Linked DNA regions of Homo sapiens: region 2 is linked to region 1. A link is a contact called in ENCODE Hi-C or POLR2A ChIA-PET data. All regions are on one chromosome and are shown on one strand. The core of a region is the stretch at or near the end of the contact, and the rest is flanking DNA. Distances in the headings are between cores, read along the strand shown. Region 1 has its middle 84 kb from the start of FEM1C. Region 2 overlaps LOC105379130 (a long non-coding RNA gene).

The links. A loop is a pair of places that touch in the nucleus more often than their neighbours do. ChIA-PET counts read pairs that join two places held with the same protein, here RNA polymerase II (POLR2A). Pooled maps may share reads with other maps.
Region 2: a map of endothelial cell of umbilical vein shows a loop between it and region 1 (5-fold over the local background). The contact joins two enhancer-like sites. A Hi-C loop is called at or near these places in 14 of 168 maps with a recorded cell type or tissue (Calu3, MCF 10A, PC-3 and 10 more), 1 of 37 single-sample maps with no recorded cell type and 21 of 50 pooled maps. POLR2A ChIA-PET finds 5 or more read pairs at or near these places in 3 of 52 experiments (HCT116, HEK293 and MCF 10A).

What each region holds. Positions count from the first base shown.
Region 1 is chr5:115,457,688-115,463,514 of GRCh38, forward strand. No RefSeq gene overlaps it. Among named protein-coding and RNA genes, the nearest start is that of FEM1C, 84 kb to the right of the region's middle. RefSeq lists an enhancer at 2,615-3,814. Within about 2 kb of position 2,869, at least 12 of the 41 ENCODE cell types and tissues checked have a DNase peak (open chromatin) inside an H3K27ac peak, as active enhancers do; they include gastrocnemius medialis, where a contact is called at or near this core.
Region 2 is chr5:115,363,656-115,369,482 of GRCh38, forward strand. It overlaps LOC105379130 (a long non-coding RNA gene), which reads right to left. Exons shown (of 2, transcript XR_948686.1): 2 at 547-1,644. Among named protein-coding and RNA genes, the nearest start is that of CCDC112, 70 kb to the left of the region's middle. RefSeq lists an enhancer at 5,601-5,827. Within about 2 kb of position 2,881, at least 2 of the 41 ENCODE cell types and tissues checked have a DNase peak (open chromatin) inside an H3K27ac peak, as active enhancers do; they include gastrocnemius medialis, where a contact is called at or near this core.

The sequences.
Region 1 (5,827 bases), core at 1,619-4,118:
AAGAAGATAACCTTACGTCGCAGACCCTGTTAAATTACAACCAGCAATGAGTCACCTGCCACCTGCTTTCTAACAGAACTCAAATTTTGCCTACTCTCCCAAGGATCCATGCACTTTAGGGATTGGCCTAAGCCTCTGGGAATTGGTTTGGCATGGACATAGGAACCAATGCTGGCCAACGAGACACACGGGCAGACTCCCGGGGAGGCTCCTTGGAAAGAGATCTTCCCATCTCTTCAAAAGATAAATAGACATAGATAGGTATAGGCATAAGCATACAGTAGAACTAAAATGAGAACATTTTGACTCATGTAACTGAAAAGTAGAGGCACTGCATGGGAAGAAGGATTGTGCTGGACTCAGAGTCCACAAAACTTGGTCTTTCTCCATTCCCAGTCTCCTTTGTTCTGAGTTGGCTTCGCACTCAGGAAGCCTCCTCCCACAGATGGTTCCCTATTAACTCCAAGTATGCATAATTTTACAGCCAGCAGTTCCCAGGTGATATGGTTTGGACGTGGTTCTCTCCAAATCTCATGCTGAAATGTGATCCCCACTGCTGAAGGGGGAGCCTAGTGGGAGGTGTTTGGGTCATGGGGGCGGATCCCTCATGAATGGCTTAGTGCTGTCCTTGCCGCATTGAGTGAGTTCTTAGTCTGTGATTTCATGTGAGAGCTGGTTGTTTAGAGTAGCATGCCACTCCTCCTCTCTCTCTTGCTTTGTCTCTCACCGTGTGACATTCTGGCTCCCCTTCGCTCCACCATGATTGTAATATTCTTTAGGCCCTCACCAGAAGCACCAGTGTTCTAGTAAAAGATCTAGGCTTGAGTTTTATCCAATCAACTTAGGAGATGTGTTCATCTCTCAGACAACCACTGTAACATGGGGAAAGAATATGCTAATTGTCCATGCTGGAGTTACTTGCTGGCTGCTGAAACAGGACATGGGGTGGAATCAGCCCACACAGACCACTTGCAGGAAGAATCAGGGAGGGGTAGTTCCCCTAAAGAAAAATGGAGAATCTGCTAGTAGAAGAAGTTGCATGGATGCTGGCCAGGCATGGGAGGTGTCCACAAAGCAGGGTGATGTAGATCATGGTGAGGAGTTGGGATTTTATACTATGAGCACTGGGAAGCGATCAAAGCATTTTAAACAGAAGAGTGATCCACTGACATATGTTCTGATGACATTTCAAAAACAAAATTCTTACTGCAGGTTACAGAAAGTACTTCAGGGAGCTAAGCTTGGAAGGATTGAAATCAGGGGCTATGATAGAATGACAGGCAGGAGAGCTTGGTGCCTTGAACCAGGGTGGTATTTGTAGAAATCAGAAAAACATGAACATATTTGAGATACTCTTGTGGAAGAGCTGATGTCACTTGTTGATGGATCAGAGATGGGCTAGTAAATGAAAGAAGTCAAGCATGATTCCCAGGGCTTGGGCTTGATCACCTGAGTAAATCATGATGCCATTTACCAACAGGAGAAAGACATGGGAAGTGGGAAGACAGGGATGAGCTGGGAGGGCAAAAATCAAGAGTTCTGTCATGAATACAGAAGAACAGTCTGTGCTGGAATTATAAATCCAGGAATCATCAGCATATAGACATTATTTAAATGAGAAAGACGGAATGAGATCACTCAGGAAATCATGTAGAGAAAAGAAGTGGGGGCACTCATACTACTTCACCAACAATTTCTCCACTCTGTCCAACCCGGTCCTCTTGGGTTCTGAGCAAATAGGGGTTCTCTCACCCCTGGACTTCTTTCTTGTGCCATTCTCATTGCCTGCAATGCCTTCCTCCCTTTTCCTAGTATCCCTGAATGCTCATTCTTTAAGGATCAGCTCAAATCTACCCTCTCCAGGAATCATGGGCCTTGTTTAGCCCCACTGCCAATGTCGGCCTCCTTGCTTCCCGTAACTTTGTTTATTCACTGCACATTTGGCATTTGTAAGTCAATGTCTTCTGCTCTGTGTATATGTCATATTTCTCCCAATTAGAGTATAAGCTCAGAGAAGGCAGTCTGGATGCCTTTACACTCCCCAGTATTTGGCAGGTTTTCCAGAAAAGAGTTAAAACAAACATCTGTTGATCAATGACCACATTCACTCTTATCTTCTCTTGCTACTTTTGTGCCAGTGGTTGAGAATTAATCTCAAATTCTGAGCAGCTCAGCAAGGGTGTTTCAATCAATTTCTTGAAAATAAGGCAGCAATTGTCAAATGCTTTAAGACACTTATGGCAAATAAATGCTTGTGGCAAATAAAAAGAATATGACTCACTTCATATTGAAAAGAACCAGATGAAAGTAGTTTCCCACAGAGGAAAGTCATAGAATTAAAATGAATGTCTATGAACCACTTCAACTATTTTTGCATCTACCCCTGAATAATATTCCACTTAACTGGAACATATCTCAGTGTGTTTGTGCCCATTTAACACTCCCTGTCTTCCCAACCCAGCATCTGTAACTTACAGCCTGTAGTCATTCCAAAATGCTTCCACGTGGCTAACCTGGGTTGCCAAGCCCCATCTGGCTCAATTAGCACTGGAGATTCTGGAGAGCCCCAAATTATCATTCTTTTCTGGTTGTACTACCAAAGACCTTCCCATCCTATCTCTTCCTCAAACTCCCTAAGTTCCATAGTTGTATTTGTTCCAATTTTGAATCCCAATAGTCCCCAGCTGTTTTAGATGCCCCGCCTCCCCACCCCCATCTGGGCTCTCCTGGCTGGGCTTCCCATGACAGTATTCTCCAATTAGGCAAATCACCCTTCAATCCCCAAATTTTCTTTAAAGCTGTAGCAAGTACACCCACAGTCGTGACAATACTGAATAAAATGGAATAGGTCTGATTCACTTTCCCAAAGCTGACTTTTGCTGCTGATTGACTCATATCTGTTTACCAGAGGTCATTTGATTTCCTCCTTTTGACTCATGCTCAACTTCAAAACTGATATAACTTGAGTGTGCCACTCGAATGTGACCTTCCTTTTTGCCTGCAGAACCTCCAGCTCCACTCAGCTCCTGGGGCTCAGCCAGCAGAGCTGTGCAGTGGAAAGGAATCCACCTTGGAACAGGATCCCTGGCTTTACCACTTCAATTGCTGAGTGATCTCCAGCTAGTTAGTTTCAGCCTATTTCCTCATGTGAAAAATTGAGGTAAAAATACTTGGAAATATTGTTGTAAAGGTTAAGTAACGTAAGAAAAATGCCTGGAACCATGTCTTCCACCAAAGTAGGTAGGGGCTCAACAAATATTGAATTGATTCATATGACATTGCCATTTATATAGGTCAAAAATGGCCAAATATTGACAATTTCATATGGTTCAACCTGCCATCAGCCTATTACTCAAGCACCTAAGAAATCAGTGTCCAATTGGTTGGAGTATTGGGTACAAACAAGGTAGAACCTTAGAGGTAGAACCCCAGTGTTGACTTTTATTTACATTATCAAAGAATCAAGGAAGGCCAGCACCCTACTATGCACTTTAAATTCTGGAAGATTTTCTTCACTCTTAGCTAGTTAAACAAAGCCGATTTAAGAGACAGGATAAAATTGTGGTTTAGAGCCTAGACTCTGGGGAGAGATTGTCTGGGATTAAATTCCAGCTCTGCTACTGACGAGCATTGTGAAACTGAGCAAGTTTGTTAATCAACCTGGGTCTCAGTTTTGTTCCCCGTGACATAGGATATTACAGGGTGTTGTGCAGATGAAATAAGTTAAAACATGTAACATTCTTAGAATCTGGAAGTGTTAACGATCATTATCTTGATTTAAAATAGGTGGTTTGGCCTGACTAGTTAGTGAAATCTCTTTCACAACAAAGCACCCATTGGGTAGAAATCAGAACTCCAGCAATGGAGAATCAGCCTCCCCTTGTTGATCAGTCCCAGTTTAGCAGCTGGGATACTCCTTGGGAAGCTCAAAGATGGTAGGTGTCACCACCCATGATAGCTCAGTGAGAATCCACCCAGCCAGTGATGAGTGCTTCAAGGGTGGGGCAGAGAATATCACACAGTCATTTGGAGCAGTGGTGATTCATGCACACCCTGAAAACCTCAACAGAAAAGAGATGGTAGCAGATGAAAAGGAAGAGGGATACAATTTCCACAACCAAGAAGAAACAGACACTGCTCATTCTGGTGAGAAATGAGAGCATAATTTGAATTCAGCATTTATTTAGAAAATCAGATTAATGAGGACAAAGACATCATAAGGAAAATAATGATAAAGACCTCTAGGCTTTCCCACAATCACTTTCATGTATATTATCAAACTATATCCACACACAAAAAGTCTCTGAGTCAGATAGGCAAAGCCAGCATTATTTTCATGTATGGATGAGGAACTGATGAATCATGGAGTTTGAATGGCTAACTAGAGTCTAAAAGAATGTAGAAACCCATAAAAGACAAAGAGAATAAAGAAAACAAGCAGACAAGAGAATTCCACACAAGTTTGAAAGATAGGACCAGATGGAGGTAAGTGGTTTAGTAAGACAGAGGAAGCAAGGATTTAAGTCACCTGAAGACAAGTTACCACAAATGAATTAGCTCATTCATCCCAATGGAAAACCTGAGATGCTCAAGATTTGGAGACAGCAGGTACAATGAAGGGTTGGGGTGAGGTAAGGAGCTAAAAATAGAAGTTGAAAGTTCGTTTGTGAAGCAGTCATGTTCTTCTCTCACCTTGCACAGTCAGGCCACTAGTTTCCCAGGCTGGTGATGAAAGAGTTTTTTTGTGTGTAATTTGAATGGGAAAGGCTTTGACTTGGGGCTACAGAGATAGGGGCAACAGAGGGGAGGGACATGGAAGTCTGCAAACTTAACCAACTTCTCTTCATTTCTCCCTCCCTACTACTCTTCTCCGCCTCACTTCTCTAAAGAAGATATACAAATGGCTAACAGGTATGTGAAAAAATGCTCAACGTCACTAATTGTTAGGGAAATGCAAGTCAAAACCACAATGAGATATCATCCCACCCCAGTTAGAATGGCTGTTATCAAAAAGACAAAAACTAAATGTTGGTGAGGATGTGAAGAAAGGGGAATGCTTATACACTGCTGATGAGAATGTAAATTAGTACAACTATTATGGAAACAATATAAAGGTTCCTCAAAAATCTTAAAATGGAACTACCATATGATCCAGCAATCCCACGATTGGGAATATATCCAAAAGAAAGGAAATCAGAATATTGAAGAAATATCTGTACCCCCATGTTTATTGTGGCACTATTCACAATAGCCAAGATAAGGAATCAACCTGTGTCCATCAACAAATAAATGGATAAAGAAAATGAGGTCTGTATATACAATGGAATGCTATTGTATATAAATACATTTTCAGCCATAAAAAACGAAATCCTGTCTTTTGAAGAAATGTGGATGGAACTAGGGGATGTTATGTTAAGTGAAATAAGCTCGGCAAAGAAAGACAAATATTGTATATTCTCACTTATATGTGAAACTGAAAAAAGTTGATGTCTTGGAGGTAGCGAGTAGAATGATGGTTATCAGATTATCTTTTGACAAATTAAATTATCCTAAAGAAAAAGTTTCCAGCTTTATTGATTGACCGATTTGCATTTATGAACTCCATGTTCAATCACCCACATTGTGCACACGTACCCTAAAACTTAAAGTATAATAATAATAAAATAAAAAAAGAAAGAAATAATAAATAACTTATTTACCTTTAAAAAAAAAAAAAAGATCATCATCACACCACTGCACTCCAGCCTGGGTAACAGAGTGAGATCTTGTCTCAAAAAAATAAATAAATAAATAAAAATAAAAAGAGAGAGAGAAAAAAAGTAAAGTG
Region 2 (5,827 bases), core at 1,631-4,130, 94 kb before region 1:
CACCAGCACTGCTTTAAATGTTCCAAGATGGTGGGCAGTGTCACTTAAGGGTGCTTATGCTCAGAACATTATCTCATAGTATTTACTAGAACAATGAGTAATTGGGGGAGGTCTCCATGGCTTCCTGGTCACTTCATTTTCAGGATACTTTCTGAAGCAGGATATTTCTCTGGCCCCTTTGTGGGACTCACGACAGGAGTGCCTCATTTACTCAGTGTGTCGCTCTCAACTCCCCCCAGGAGGGAGCATGCAAGCGAATGAGTGTGGGAACTGGACCAAATGAGCACTGGAACCAGCCACTGCTTCAGCACCCATGAGATAAAACTCTACTCACTCAGACCCACTGTGTTCCACCCTTCGTGGGAGGGAGTGCAAGGTGAGCAGGTGCAGGAACTGGCCAGATGCTTTAGCACTGGCAGGAGCAAACTCTGTGCAGGCCCCATGGAGGGCAGAGTGCCAGTGCAACCGCCTTTTGTATGCACAATTGTGGCTTCCGAGCTCTTGTCCAGCATCCAGGAAAAATGAGGTTGCATGAATGAACTGAAAGATGATAAATGCAGGGGACTTTATTGCCAATGAAAGTAGCTCTCAGTGGGAAGGGGAGCTGAAAAGGGGACAGAGTGGGTAGGTAATCTTCCTCTGAAGCCCAGCTGTCTCCGGCAGGATGCTTCTCCGAAGTTATATGCCATCAAGCTGTCCTTCTGAAGTCAAGCTGCTTCTCTCCAATGTCCAGCTGTAGTCCTGTCTACCAGCTGAATCTGGGGTTTTTATAGGCACAGGATAGGGTGGAGTGGGAGCCATGGGTGGTTTTAGGAAAAGACAACATTTGAGCAGGAAAACAGGGGTATAAGTTCTCACTTTGGACTGTGGTTTCAGGCTTTTCAGCATAAGGATGGGGTTTCCCTGGGGACCCATCTTTTTCTGCCTAGAATTTCTCTGCCCTGTCCCTATCACTTCTATTATGTGCTTTGCATGTGGCAAACATACTTCTGTGCTGAGAATCTCAGCCACATTTCCCTATGTTCAGGGAAGTATTACATGTTTCCCAGGATATATTTGGAAGCTCAATACTTTCCTCTTCAATGCATAGTGGTTCCTGCCCATTTCCTTCTTTTACTTAACAATAAAGGGACTAATATGTCTGTTATTATTTTTTAATGTCAGGAAATCCCAGTTATTTCTCACAGTGGCAACTCTTTTTCTTTGGGAAAAAAACCAAGGTTCTCTAACAGTTGCTCTGACTATAACTAAACTGTAAAGATAACTTTTAGAGCTCATCGAAGAATTAAAGAGGCACCTCATTTGCTTATAATGCCTTTTATGTGTGGGTCACTGTACCTATTTCTGGAGGACAGAATTTGGTCTATAGGAACATGGTCAGGCCCAGACCTAATTCTGAGTAGGAAAAACATATCTTGGCCATGACCTTGAGCCCCCTGCCTTTCCTCCCTTCTCTTGTTCCCTCACCATTAAATGCTTGTTAGCTGCCTATATTGCTGCTCTTGACTTTCTGCTCTCATCACCAAGGCAGACAACTGGTTTTCTTTTCTTTCCATTTTCACTGCAGACATTGAAGTTCTGCAGTTTCCAGCAAGCAAATCGGGCACAAAAATAGTCTCCTCCAGTTGAGTAGGTGATGGTTACCTGGATGGGAGTAATACATAGGAGGCTTGTCACAAGAAGAAAAGTACCATCTTATAGGGCAGACAGTTGATTTATAAGCAAAGAAAATAAAGAAGGAATGCTTGCATGATTTTAGATGGACCAAAGGAAAATATACCACCAGGGTGCAGGGTGTCATCTCCTCAATTCTTTTCCTGCTCAGTGGCCTCTTCTCCTTTTTGTAAAGAGTCGTAACTTTCCAATTCACCAAGTATACCCTCAGCCTAGGATGATGGTAAGAAAGAGGATGGTGGGTTTGGGTGGAGGAGGAGGTTCTTACTCTCAGGATACTGGGCCTCTTTTCCCTAATCTCATGTCTGGAGCTCTCCATTAAAGGTCTGATCTCCAACTTAAACTGGACTCTAGATCTCTGGGTCTGAAGGATCAGCCTGGCTCCAATTAATGCTAAAGACCTGCCCTTTCCTCTTCACCCCTGGGCTGTGCTCTCTCTCTCTCCATCCATCCATTATCTATCCATCCCTCTATCCATCCATCCATCCATTTTATTGGGGCTGTCACTCTGGAGAACCCTTACTAATACACCAGCCCTGAGCCTGTTCTGCAAGGTGGTGTATGCAGGAGGGCCTGAGAAGCAAAAAGACTGGTTCCTATGTAAGGCTCCGGAATCCCTTATCCTTTCCTTTTCTCCTCATTTTGGGCTCCTCTCTTTTGATTATTTTTCTCCTATCTGCTCCATGAAAGGACACAAAACTCCTCCAAGGAGTGCTGGTAAGTGTAGGCTGGTGGAGCCTCCCCAGAAATACACAGAGCTGAGCATTACCCTTGAGGGATTGGGGGAGACCCACCATCCCACCATGTGCTCCATGACTTCTTTATGATAGTACCAGGCCTTGGGCCCATTGATCAGCTTGAAATCTGATGACATTGAATTGCTCATTGGGCCTGAATTTGGAGTTGCATGGGGCACCTCCCACAGAGCCTGTAGCCTAGTGGCCAAGTGTCTGCTAAGCTATGAGGGCAGCTAATAGCCTTGCCAAGGCCTACCTCACTAGGGTAAATGAGTTTGTTGCTATGGCAAAGTGTAACTGTCTTTGTGCCTATGAACTGTTATGTGAGCCTATCAAGGAATGTCAAGCTGTTTCCAGTTGGCCAAGTTCTATTCTGTCTGCCCTGATGCTTCAAGGAGATAAAAGACCTCGGCATTCTCTACAGCTTGCTGGATATGAATCATCACATGCATCCTGCTTTCAAGCAGCTGCTGCATAATCCTCTGCAGGCACAGGGTGGAATGCAGGCTTAGGACAAGAGAAGGAGAGCCGTGGGCAAGTACTATACATGTTGTCCTATGTCCGAAATTGGTGGACCACTTTAGTACTAGAATGTTTAATTTTACTTTTCTCAAGAAATAAAACATCCTAAGGCAGTCCTAAACCATTCTGACTTTTAAAAAGGAATAATAATGAATCTAGAAGAAGTAAAACTTCCACTCAAGTCTATACTTTTCCCACTAGGTTGAGAAGGTGGACAGGGAGGGGCAGTGTAGGCATGGGTTGGAGACAAGTTGGAAGGATATCATAAGGAAGAGAGGAAAAAGTGCATTTTGTATTGTTCCAGAAGCCAAAACAAAGGAAGAAGAGTTAGAAAGCAGCAATTTTTTCTTGGTATAAACAAATGTGTGTTTGTAAAAAAGGGTTTTTTAGTGTGGTAAAATATATATAACATAAAACTTACAATTTTCACCATTTATAAGAGCACAATTCAGGAGCATTAAGTACCTTGATATTGTGGTGCAACCATTGTCACCATCCATGTCTACATGGGTTTTATCTTTCCAAACAGAAATTCTGTACCCTTTAAATGATAACTCCCCATTTCCCTTCCCCCAGCCCCTTGGAATCACCATTCTACTTTCTGTATCTCTGAATTTGACTGTTTCAGCTGCCTCATATAAATGGGATCATATGATATATATCCTTTTGTGTCTGGCTTTTTTTTACTTAAGAACATCAAACATTATGATGTTTTCAAGGTCCATCCACATTATAACATGTGTCAGAATTTCCTTCCTTTTTAAAGGCTGAATAATATGCTACTTTATGTATATACTCAATTTATCTATTCATTTATCAATGGACATTTGGATTGTTTTTACTTTTTGGCAATTATGAATAATGCTGCAATGAACATGGGTGTACAAATATCTGTCTGAGTCACTGCTTTTAATTATTTTATTTTGGGCATTAAATATATTTTCTAATGAACTTAACTAGAAGAAAGATCTGTCTGCCCTTGAAGTGTAGAAATTCTCCTTTACTGGGGCTAATAAAGTTTCTGGAAAATGCCCAGCCTTGAAAGACACCAGAGAAGAGAATGCCATCTCTAAATAGGATATTTGACTAACCTAGTGACTCTTAAACCAGGTTCTACTTCTAATCACATGAGTAGCACCTAGAAATTATAGCTGCCTAGGAATCTGATGGACACCACATTAACAAGGTAATTAAACGTAACATCACAAATTATGAGGCAAACTGACATCATGTGTCTCCTAGTATGACATAGATCATTATTATACTGTAGCATTCTTGCCCAAAATGCTCAATCTGAATCTAATCATGAGGAAACAAACCCAAATCGAGAGACGTTCGGCAAAATAACAAAAATGTCAAGGTCGTTAGAGAAAAAAAGAAAAGATTGGGTTCTGTCCTAGGTTAGAGGAGACTAAAAAGACATGAAAACTAAATGCATTGCAGATTCTTGATTGGACCCTGAGTGAAAAACCAACTACAAAGGATATTATTGGAAAACTGGGAAACTTTGAACATGGATTGCTAGATAGTAGTATTGTTACATTGTTAAATTTCCTGCATGATAATTATATTGTGGCTATGCAGGTGAATATCCTTGTTCTTAGAATAAAAATGTGTCAATATCCTTTTCTTAGAAAAAAATGTGTCAACATATAAGGGTGGAGTGAAATTACATTTGCAACTAATTATCAAAAGATTCAAAAATATAGATGTGCGTGTGTGTGTGTGTGTGTGTGTGTGTGTGTATAGGCACATAAATATATAAAGAGATATAAAACAAATGCGAGAAAATGTTAATGACAGTGAATCTAGGTAAAGTTTATACAGTTTTTTAATTGAACTTTTCATGATGATGGCAGTGGCGGGCCATCTGGACCAGCCACTACCATCATGCTGGCTGCAGTGGTGAGGTGTGGACAGTGGCAGCAGGAGTGGCTGTGGGAGCAGCATTGGCAGTGGTAGGAGCCCTGTGTCCTGCAAGTTGAGGCTGAGCCTGGGTGTTGTCACAACCTGGCCAGGTGTACAGACACTTGGGACAGCGCTGACATGCCAGCCCCCTTCTTCCTTGGCTCCCTTCAGACTTTGGGTGCCAACGAGCATGGGAGGGAAGCCGAGGAGGTGCTAAAGGCAGCTCGGTGCTGGCCTGCCAGCGCCCCTCAGCACAAACAGCCTGGGCACCATGGATGATGGAAGGAGGCAGACAGGCTCCTGGGCAGAAAGGGGCAGGTCCTCAGTGAAGCCCCATCTTCAATCTGGGGAAGGCCTGAAGCCTGGGGGCCAGGCTGCCAATCATGCAGACCAGAGTGGGAACTTCTGGTGCTTTTTCCGGGCCCACCCACGGCCATCCACGGACCAATCTGCACGCACTTCCTCCCCTCTGAGGCATATAAAAGCTCCAGACTCAGCCGGATTCGAAGAGATGAGAGGATGACCAGCTGCAGAGAGGAGCTACCCTCTTTGCTGAGAGTTGAAGAGATGATGGGATAACCTGTCTGCAGAGAGGAGCTACCCTCTCTGCTGAGGGCTGAACACTCATTGGGACGACCTGCCTAGCAGAGAGGAGCTGCTCACTGTGGGTCTCCTCTGAGCTATTCTATTGCTCAGTAAAGCTCCTGTTTGTCTTGCTCACCCTCCACTTGTCTGCATACCTCATTCTTTCTGGATGTAGGACAAGAACTCAGGACCCACCAAATGGCAGGGCTCAAAGAGCTATAACCAAACAGGGCTGAAACACAGTCCTTGCTCACCATGTTACCGGTGACAAGAAGGAGAGAAGAGCTGCAGCCCTTTGGGGAGCCCAGACCTAGGAGCTCCCGGAGCCAGGGCTGTGTCACCTTCTTTAGGGCTCTGTGGTTCCTGGCATCTCCAAGCTTCTGGGCACCACCATGTTGCCC